Linked DNA regions of Homo sapiens: region 2 is linked to region 1. The links are chromatin loops, found by intact Hi-C in ENCODE. Cell type or tissue: mammary epithelial cell. All regions are shown on one strand. Each heading gives the region's core, and the rest is flanking DNA. Links, peaks and the distances in the headings are about the cores only. Region 1 overlaps DGKB (diacylglycerol kinase beta). Region 2 overlaps DGKB (diacylglycerol kinase beta).

Region 1 (5,398 bases), core at 150-5,149:
AGTTCCTTTCTTCATTAGAATTCTTACCATGTTTGCCATCTTGACGCCATTAGATGGGAAGTACTTTGCTTTCCCAGCAACCAAGGGTAATATGTTTGGAACTTATATATAATTTCCATTAATAATAGCACAAACAACACTATATGACTCTGACTCTGTATGCCAGGGGCTCGTCTGCTTATAATACGTTAGCTTATTTAATCCTCACAACAGCCCTTCTAGGTAAGTACTGATATTGCCACCATACCACAGAGAGGTAAATGTATTGCAAACAAACACTGCAGAGAACATTTTAAGACATTACGTGCAAGTCATCTTTAGAAACGAAGTTTAATTAAACTTGATTTGATCCTTTAACTTCTCGACTCTATTAAATTCTGATAGGCAATTAAAAGCAACTAAATTCCTTCGCCCCTTACTACTTAGCAAAGAATTATATGAGCTCTTTGCCATGAAGTTAATTTGTTCAGACATTTTCTGGCATATATATGAATCTAAAAAATAATATGAAGAAAGTAATTAAAGACCACTTTCACACTTATTAAAGATTCTTCTTGTTTTAGCTGTGCTGTTCATGGGAAAAATATTGAAAAGTTAAGCACTTATTTCTAAAAAGTGATCAGTGTTAAGTGGCCAGGTTTAGAAATGCTAACAAAGTCGCTCTTCATCAGTAATAGAATTAATGTTGTACTGAGTTAGCAAGACAGTTATCCCAACTCTCCACTTAGCTGTTAGTCACAATTTCATATGTTGTAGCCTATGAAATTTATTTTATTGGTTGACCACCAATTTTCCCTTATCTCCTCTACTCCAGATCCTCCATGAAATGATGGAAGAAATTGACTATGATCATGATGGAACCGTGTCTCTGGAGGAATGGATTCAAGGAGGAATGACAACGATTCCACTTCTTGTGCTCCTGGGCTTAGAAAATGTAAGCATTTCCACAGAGGAGGGTGGCCTGGTGGTGAGTCAGTGGGGCTCTCTATTACACATTTTGATTACAGATTGATGTGACCATTTTCTACCATTAAGCATGCAGTGAGTGCCTGGAACTTTTAATAAGTATGCCACGGTGCAATTTGACAGTAACTCCTTGTGTAGTAATACTTGCCACACACATATTGATTCACTCCAGGTATTACTTCAGGATTAAAAATATATTCTCTCTCTTTTGTTTTCCTCTGTTGAAGGTGCAATCTAGTGTTTTTAAGTTACTGACCTCCTCATATTATCTAAAGCAAGAGGCTCTCCAGTATTATTGTATTTTGCAGTTCTTTTGGTGCTTCATTATTTCAATGTTCCTCCTACCTATAAAGGTAATCTATTTTATTGAAAACTGATACTTGGAGGAGGCAGTTAAATATCTCCAGTGGTTTAAAGATTAGTGGTGCCAAAAGTCATTGCGTTTTCTGCCATTACCTTTAATGGCAGAAAACGCAATGACTTTTGCACCAACTTAAATAAACGTAAGTTTTTCCTGTATCAGCAGGAGCCAGGTTCTTATTCTATCGCCTGTCAAAAGTTTTCTTGGAGTAGTTCCTCTAGTTGCAATTAAATACCATTGTGAAGGAATAAAATAAATCAACCTAAGATGAGAATGTAATATAATAATGACTTTGAAAGCAAATCTTGCTGACCCAGACTTGAAGCAGATTTCAGTTATTTTTATTCTAAAAATCTGATGAAATCTATAGTGTATGCCAGATTTTTAAATTCAGCATTAATAGTTATGCAATAATTAGATATACTATGTATAGAATAACATGTCTACTTAATTTCAAAGAACATTAGGGGTGGAAAGAACAATGAAATTGTAATATTTAGAGTTTTAAGGTGTAAGACCATAGTATTCACCACTTTGCTGCCAAACCCAAAACTCTTCATACTTCTTATTACCAGCTGAAATATTTTTACAGATTCAAGACTATATCATAGTTATTCAAGACACCAAATTTTTAAAAGTCATTTCTCAAGATAACTTACTGTCTGTGTTTGTGAAACATATGAGTATATATAAAAATATGTTGGCACATATGGGTTTAGGAATATATAAATGGGCTTTAGGAATATACAAATGAGCTGAGGGTTAAGGAATATGTATAAGTTTAGGAAAAAATAATAGGTTTCAAGAGATTACTATTTGTTTTCTTTTTTACCTGGGTCTTCAAATTTCTTCTAAACTCAGTTGAAGCTTACCTTTCATGAGGCCCATGGGATCCAAGACATGGTCAGAGGATGGAAAACAATAAAATACTAATAAGTGATATATGGAAAGTTACCCTTAAACTAATTTATTTAAACAAAATATAATATATATATTATTGTTAATAAGTATGTAGTTCTACACTTAAAAATTTTGTGAAATAGTATTTTCTTGTACCTGAATTTCTTATACTACACATAACTGAGTATTTTTTTATAATACCATATTTAGCTCTATATTATCAATATTTATTTAATTGTTCATGTACCTTATGACAAAAACCATTATGTAAATCAGACTACTGGGAGAAAACAAAAGAAAAATTGACAAAATGTTGACATTTTAAGGTTTAATGTATACTTTATCCTGAAAAATTGTCAGATAACTTTAGTCAGGAAATTCCAATAATAATGATTCCCGAGAAGGACATTTTATGTTTGTAAAGCTAAACTTTGTATATTCTAAGCATCTATGTAAATTCTAGGATGAGAGAAGGAGGGAAGATGCAGGAATGAGCAAGTAAATCATCTGGTAGTCGAGGGTGAGATAGAAAAGTGCAGAAAGGGACAGTCAGTTGCCCGTATTTTAAATGTCACAAGAGATTTTTTGAAATGATGATTTTTTTTGGAAACTACTGCTGATATATTATTTATTATTTAATTTATAAATATAGATATTTGTGAAGTTATAAAAATTATCACAGGTAATAGAGTCCACAAATCTATATGATTTAACTCAAAGTATTTTAAACCAATATAATACCTCATTAGTTTCTAGTGTAGTATTATTTCAATTGTAAGGCAATTCTATGCATTTAATGTGCACTCTATTAACTGTACATAATTTACTTTTTAATAGTATTTGTAAACTTATTTTTTATGTTTTTAGTAAAAGGGAGTGTCTGGAGCTAAATAGGAGAAATCTAAGGTTTTATTATAGCTATCAGAGCTGTGTTCCAGAGTTGTGTTACCAGTGACGGCCGCTAGATGGCAGAGGCACCTTATTTAATCTCAAGAGACCACCTTAAATCTGAGACTAAATTCCGCCCCCCACCCCATCTCTGTAAAGAACAACTTTAAAAGAAGAAATTTCCCTTTTCTTTCATTTTTGTGAAAAAAGTAAGCCACCTACATTTTAAGCTGTCTTTTAATAAAATGTATAAGCCATATAATCATGTGTAATGATCACAAAATACAGCATCTATTTGTTAGAAAGAGCTGTTGAATTCTAAGGCATGGTAATTGTTTTAAAAAGCAAGAATGACACCAAGACAACTGAGTGATGAGAACCTTTTTTAGCAATTGAGATTTATTTCCTTTCTGTAGGCAGTTAATGTGTTACATTATTACCTGTAGAGAATTTGATCCATGAATCTATCCCCTCACCTTTGCTTATTTAATTGAAAATCTAGATACTGCAGTTTGAAGTTGGCCATTTGTTGTGAAGCTTGTCTTGTTAGGTTGTCCTATATGTTATTGTCTATTGTCAATTATGAGCTCGGGGAGTAGGTTCTAATTGATGGTGCATGTAAAATACCACAGTGTATTTGAAAGTGACTGTGGTGTCCTAGTCAAATTACACAGAAAAGGAAGTAGTCCTGGGAGAGTAATCTTCACTTCTAATGTAAGGCACAACATTTACGATTTCAATGCAATTTATTTTTCTCCAGCAACAGCAGTTTAAAAACTAGTCTATTTTAAAGAATATCTATTTTGGTACCAAAATCAGAAATGGAGTTGATGGGGACCAGATTCTATACCAAATAGCAGAGAGCAAGAGCCATATCTTTTCTCTTACAAGAGGCTCTACAAACTTTACAAAATACAAGATGAATGGGTCAGAAATGGTATAGAGTGTTAGTGTCTCTTAGATTTGAAGGAAAATTGAGAATTTGGATGGCTTTGTGATTCTGATTACCACAATGAAAATTTATACCTGAGACTTATTCATTCTTCCTTCAGAATTCATCTCATTGGAGAATTGTTTTTTAAAAAAATCCAATGTAATTAAAACACTTTTTTTGTTGAATAACTTTATATAGAGGTAAACTCTGTTCCAGTGATTGGAAACTGTCTGCAGAGGGAGAGATATTAAGTAATTTTGGCTATGGGGCCATAAGGTCTCCGCCTTAACTGCTAAACTCTGCTGTTCCAGCACAAATGCAATCGCAGAAATTATGTAAATGAACCACAAAAGCTATGTTTTAATAAAACTGCATGTGCAAAAACAGGTTGCTGGCCAGGTTTGACTCAGTGCCATAGTTTGCCAACCGCTGATCTGTTCTATCACTCATTTCTCAGATTAAAAAACAGAAAAAGTTTTAATTTATTTTAATTCATTTGGAAGAAAGGAATCTAATACCTTTTACTTGGCACAATCGGACAACCACAGCAAGACATGAGGACTAATAGACAGAAAGCATAGGAGCAGTGAACGTCATCAAATTGATCAGATAACAGACCTTAGCTCTGTTATTAACTAACTAGGTCATTTTTATACCAGGCAGTTGCTGTCTCCGGAAAAACGAGAAGTTAGCCAAGAAGAGAAGTTAGTGTTTCCTAATACTCTTTCAGTTTGAACATTTCCTTTTCCTGCATGAACAAGATAATTAATAAGGCTTCAATTTCTGAAATCTCTAACTTTGGATCGTCATTTAATTTTTTCAAGGAAAATTCCTGAATTTATATTATAGGGAAAAGAGAAATGTACATTTAAGCAGTAGACTAGCTTGAAATAGCGATACCTTAACTTGTTATTGTGGATTGTTGTACCCACATCTAGCCTGCATGGTTTCTGGATGGTTTATACTTTGGTCTCACTATATGTGTGCCAAAAATCCTGGTCTTCAATTCTTATAGGTCATTTAAACTTTGCCTTTGACTGAGATTGTTTAAGACACATTTTTTTCTTGACTCTCAGTAAAGTAATATGCAGTGTGTTCTCTGATGAAATTCCTGAGTGATGGAGAATAGAAGACTATGTATTATATTTTGGGAGCTGATGTTCAGCACATCGATTTTTAAAAGTTTTTAATTTGGTTAAGAGTTTTTGTTCTGCTGTCTATACTTTGCTCAATGTAGAAAGCAGTTACAAAACTAGATGAATGCAAAAATTCTTGAGATTCCAGATTGTGTCATTTAAGAAAAATGACTACGTGGTGTAACCTGCTGTTGATTTTGCATTTGAGCCTCA
Region 2 (5,398 bases), core at 174-5,173, 210 kb after region 1:
TTTAAAAAGAGTAAACTTTCCTCCAATTACAATAGGGCACTTCTTCAGATTAGAGGCCACCATCTGTTTTTGATGGAACAATGATGCTGCCCCTTCTCCCAGTGTATAGCTACTACTTTCCCAAGGGGCCCTTCCTGAATGGGAGGGACAATGGGAAAATGCTGAAGTAAGGCAGGCCTTATCTCACAGATAACCCAGGTATCACTGCCCTCTGCAACATAATCACAAGAGTGATATGACCATGTCCAACTTTATGGAATAATTATTTTTTAAAAAAAAGAATGAAGTGGATTGTAAAGTTTGAGATTAATAACTTGAACTGGATTCTAATTATAAATTTTGCCATCACCTAATATCAAATACCCAAGAAATTAAATAATTCACTTGGAACCTGCTCACGGGTGCAGCCACCTTCATACAAAGGTGTCCCTATTTTTTTTTTTTTTTTGAGATGGAGTTTTATTCTTGTTACCCAGGCCAGAGTGCAATGGCGCAGTCTTAGCCCACTGCAACCTCCGCCTCCTGGGTTCAAATGATTCTCCTGCCTCAGCCTCCCAGTAGCTGGGATTACAGGTGCCCACTACCATGCCCGGGTATTTTTTTTTTTCTGTATTTTTAGTAGAGATGGGGTTTCACCATGTTGGCCAGGCTGGTCTCAAGTGATCTGCCTGTCTCAGTCTCCCAAAGTGCTGGGATTACAGGCGTGAGCCACCGCACCCGGCCAGGTGTCCCTATTTAAAATCTGCTTTTGAATTTTCATGTACCATTCAGCAAATCCTATATCCTACTCTAGGGATTTGCTTTATTCTAAATCCCATTAACTTGCTCTCAATCATGTATTTCTCCAAGTCTCTAAGTTATTTCATTCTAGAAAAATGCCCTGGTTGTTCCAGCAGTGTAATCCAAAACTAAGTAACAGAAATCTACAATGGGTTCCATCTGAAGTATTCACAGCAGGCAAAATTGCAGATGTGCATCATAATGCATCTGAGTTCCTGTCGAATCACACACACACACACACACACACACACACACACACCTCATGAGCATTAGTTCTAAAAGACAAAAAATGCAATCTAGCAGAGTAAAGTCCAGGTGCTGCTACCTGTGCTCGCATTTAGAAGAGCTTGTATCATTCCTCAGACACTGTAACATCAACTCCCTAAATCTTTGTAACTCAGGATAGTGTGTATCTCCACTGATTGTGTGTGTGTGTGTGTGTGTGTGTGTGTGTGTGTGTGTGGTGTGTGTGTGTCTTTCAGTAATTATCATTTTTCCCCATAGGACTCAGATTAACAGACTTTTTACCTATATATTTATAATTACTTTTGCCATTGTAAATGGTATTATTTTTCTGTTACTTTGTTTTAATGTTGTCAATTCCACTAATTGTTATATACTACTCCTATATCTGGGAAACTTTAAACTCTTCTCCCAATTTATGTGGATTTCAGTTTATTTCTTTGAATTTGCTGTATATAACATTATATCATGTATAAATAATGATAGCCTTTCTTTTTCTTTATGATACATGTAACTTTTATTGTCTAATTCTTGATGTGTTATATTTCTAAAGATCGCACATACAATCTTAAATAGATACTCAGCAGTGCTATCTGGGGTGTGTTAGGCCATTCTTGCTTGCTGTAAAGAAACACCTGAGGCTGGGTAATTTCTAAGAAAAGAGATTTAATTGGCTCAAGGTTCTGCAGACTGTACAGCAAGCATAGCACCAGCTTAAGCTTCTGTTGAAGCCTGAGGAAGCTTACAATCATGGCGGAAAGCAAAGGGGCAACAGGTGCCTCACATGGCAATAGCAGGAGCAAGAGGTGGGGGGAGATGCCACACACTTTAGGAAGCCAGATCTCATGAGAACTCACCCATTGTGGCAACACCAAGGAGACGGTGCTGAAGCACTCATAAGAAATCTGCCCCCATGATCTAATTTCCTCCCACGAGGCCCCACCTCCAACACTGGGTACCACAATTCAACATGATGTTCAGAGGGGAAAACATCTACACTATATTGTCGCGTTAAAATAAATCCTTCTTTTCAAAACAACAATTTTTACCTCTAGAGTTTTACTGTTTGGTTGTTGTGTGTCAACTTTGTGGAGTTGACATATATATAGGCTTTGCTATGCCTATTCTAATGTGCTCTTATGCCTTTTTGCTAAGTTATAGATTCTAAACTGTGTGTTAAATACAAAAATAATGCAAATTCAAATTAAGAGGATCAAAATAACCATGGATTCAAGAAAGAATTAAAATATTATAGAATAATGTTTTTCTCAAAAAAAAAAAAACCCTACATGAACAGATGAAGTATAAGTTTCCCATGCCTGCTGTAACAAATTACCACAAACCTGTTGACTTATAACAACAGAAATGTATTGTCTCACAGTTCAAGAGATGATAAATCCAAATTTAATATCCTTGGACTAAAATCGAGGTGCTCCTAGGTTTATGCTCCCTCCAGAGGTGATGGAGAACAAAACATTTCTTGTGGCTCTTGGCTTCTGGTGGCTTTCAGCATTCTTTAAGTTGTGGCTGCACCACTCCAATGTCTGCCTTTGTAGTCGCATCGTCTCCTCCTGTCTAATCTCTGTCTCTCTCTCATAAGGAAATTGTGAAGGGAATTACGTCCCACCTGGATAATCTTCTCATCACCAAATTATTAATCATATTTTCAAAAACCTTTACCATCAAAGGTAACATTTCAAGGTTCTAGAGATTAGGACCTGATATGTTTAGGGATCACAGTCATCCCACTGCTAACTGTCCTCTGGCCCCCAAAGATTCATGTCTGTGTGCAAAATACATTTACCTCTTCTTGATATCCCCAAATGGCTCAGTCCTTTACGTCATCAACTTAAGTAGAAAATCTGATCTAAATATCTTCAGCTCCAAGTCTCAAAGCTCATCATGTAAATAACCTAAATCAGATACAGATGACACTTAGTATCATCCATCTTCAGGTAAAATATCTCTCCATTTGTGGACATGTTAAAGTAGAAAACAAGTTATGTGCTTTCAAAATACAGTGGCAAAAAAGCATAGTATCACAGTTGTACGCATTCCTATTCCCGCAAAAAGAAAGTGCAATGTAGAGAGGGGTCACTGGTTCCAATCGATATCAATCATCAACTTGGTCACTTCTGTAAAAAAAGTTACCAGGTTCCAGTTATTAGGATCTGATATCTTTTTGGGGGGCACCATTGAGCCCACTACAGATGATGTAATAAAAAACATAATTTATGAAGAGATAGAAAAACTAATATAGCAGAGAAATTAAGAAAACCAAAACGTTAACTTCTCCAAAAAAAAAAATGCCAGGCCAACATTTCACAGATGATTAAAGAACAAATAATTCCCATGCATTATTAACTATTCTGCAGCATAAAGAAGAAAACCTTCTGGCTCTATTTAATCAACCCAGCACTACAGATATCAATATCTGATACAGTCTGCCTGGGAAATAATCCCACTTGTGGCTATTATTGTAATTTTCTTTAAAAATATTAACAGGTGAAAATAGTGCCTTATATACATAGTATATTCAGGTAATGATTGTCAGGAGAGCATAGTACATTCAGGTAAACACTATCAGGAGAGCAAACATTGTTTTATTCCAGATGGGAAATACAGAACCACAATCTCTTACCTAAAAGCTCAATCTAACAAAGCTTTGAAAACCCAGATTTTTATAGTTTCTTAGTGAGAACTATAACCTGAACTAAGCTGCTCTTTGTGGTATTACAAAGTGTAGTGTTTCTAGTATAACTGTAATTACAGTTAGCTCTATCTCACATTGTTAATTTATCTTTCCTTGAGTTAATATTCATATGTACTAGTGCAGAAATATTTATGTGAAGTTTAAGTATAGTGTGATATTCCTCACCCTTTTGAGTTTGTTAGATAATTTATCATATATGAATGCATAACCCAAAAAATTCTGAATACCAAAGCAAAAATTTCCTCATATACTTCATCTTAAAGATTATGCAATTTATTTAATTAACCATCTCAATAAACCAAAGGAGAAGGTATTATGAATCTCAAAATCATGAATATTTTTCAGTAATAGTAATAGTTAACATTTATTTTCTTGCTTTCTATACACCAGGCACAATTCTAGTTATCTTCCAGGTATTAGAACACCAGATCTTCAAAGCAAGGCAGGTATTATTAAAATTATTCTTATTTTAATATAGGAAAATGACAATAATGAAAATCTAAGCAAACTTTTCAAAGTAAAATATTCAGTAAAATTTAGAGCTGGGTCTTGAACCCAGTCAATTTAATATACAGAGATAAATGGACACAGACTTCAATATGTAGTCCACATAAGAAGAAATATGAATGAACAAAAGCATAGGAAAAGATTGTTGTTATTGTGTACCTTTGACAAAACTTTTTGAAGTATACACTTAAAATTGGCAATTTTCTTGTTTGCAGTAACACTCCAAAAATATTACTGGAAATCTTTAACAAAATATTCAACAAATACAGCACCGAAAACCAGCTTTTGAAACTTTTTAGTAAATTACAATTTTTGAGAAAAAGAAAAGTTTGCACACAGGGAGAGATTGGAATTCATTCCTCCAAAAACAAGGAAGAACTAAATTATTTCAACAATAAAAACCCATATAGTATGCAAGATTACTTTTAATTCTAAAATTAGATTTTGGAATAACTCTTGATGACACTCATTTCTAATTGGCTAAATTTATATTCTATTCTAAAATGGAAAAAAATTGAAAAGATATTTAATGTGGTGCAATGGTCAAATCATCAAAAATGAACAATTTACTCGACAAATTTTAGAAACTATTTGTGAGAGAAAGATTATTTAAACAGAATAAAAGATAATATTGATGACAATATTTGGGTACCTCTATTTTACATTTTATAAAGACAATATTCTCCTCAGCAGAATTTGCTATAGGCTCTGGGATCTCAATACATATAGAACATTCTCTCAATTGAAAATGTTATGATCCATAGAAAATATTCAGCTTTTCAAATTAATATCATAAAATGCAAATTTGGAGATTTAGGGCAATTTTACTTAAAACATAAATAAGCCTATACAGAAAAAGGAAAAATACATTTCAGAAAAATACTAGTGATCAAGTATTTGAGACACATATGGCTAATAAGCTGATTATTCTATATACATATATTTGCATATACTTATATATGTACACGTAGCAAGAAAAGTTGCTAATTACATTTTTACTGTTTGAATAACACAATGAGGTTTAAATTTGTTTTGCTTTAATAAGATTGACTTATTTTCATTTCTTAGATTTTTTTAATTAATTAAAAATAAAGCTATATAGGTTAAGGAAATAATAAAAAGCAATGTAAGTCTTTAAAAATATATTTCAAAAAT

The links. Hi-C counts contacts between places; a loop is a spot of excess contacts. Peaks named below come from ENCODE experiments on the same cell type or tissue, not always from the same donor. Only the 100,000 strongest peaks of a DNase experiment are listed, where the experiment ranks them.
Region 2: a loop joins it to region 1, with 14 times the contacts of the local background. A loop is called at or near these places in 7 of 110 quality-filtered maps.

What each region holds. Positions count from the first base shown.
Region 1 is chr7:14,689,611-14,695,008 of GRCh38, reverse strand. It overlaps DGKB (diacylglycerol kinase beta), which reads left to right. Exons shown (of 26, transcript NM_001350709.2): 9 at 815-934. Among named protein-coding and RNA genes, the nearest start is that of DGKB, 210 kb to the left of the region's middle. In mammary epithelial cell, for the core only: a CTCF peak has its summit at 3,192 (motif pointing right); no DNase peak of the experiment used is centred there.
Region 2 is chr7:14,480,942-14,486,339 of GRCh38, reverse strand. The region is part of intron 20 of DGKB (diacylglycerol kinase beta); the gene reads left to right. Among named protein-coding and RNA genes, the nearest start is that of DGKB, 420 kb to the left of the region's middle. In mammary epithelial cell, for the core only: a CTCF peak has its summit at 2,456; no DNase peak of the experiment used is centred there.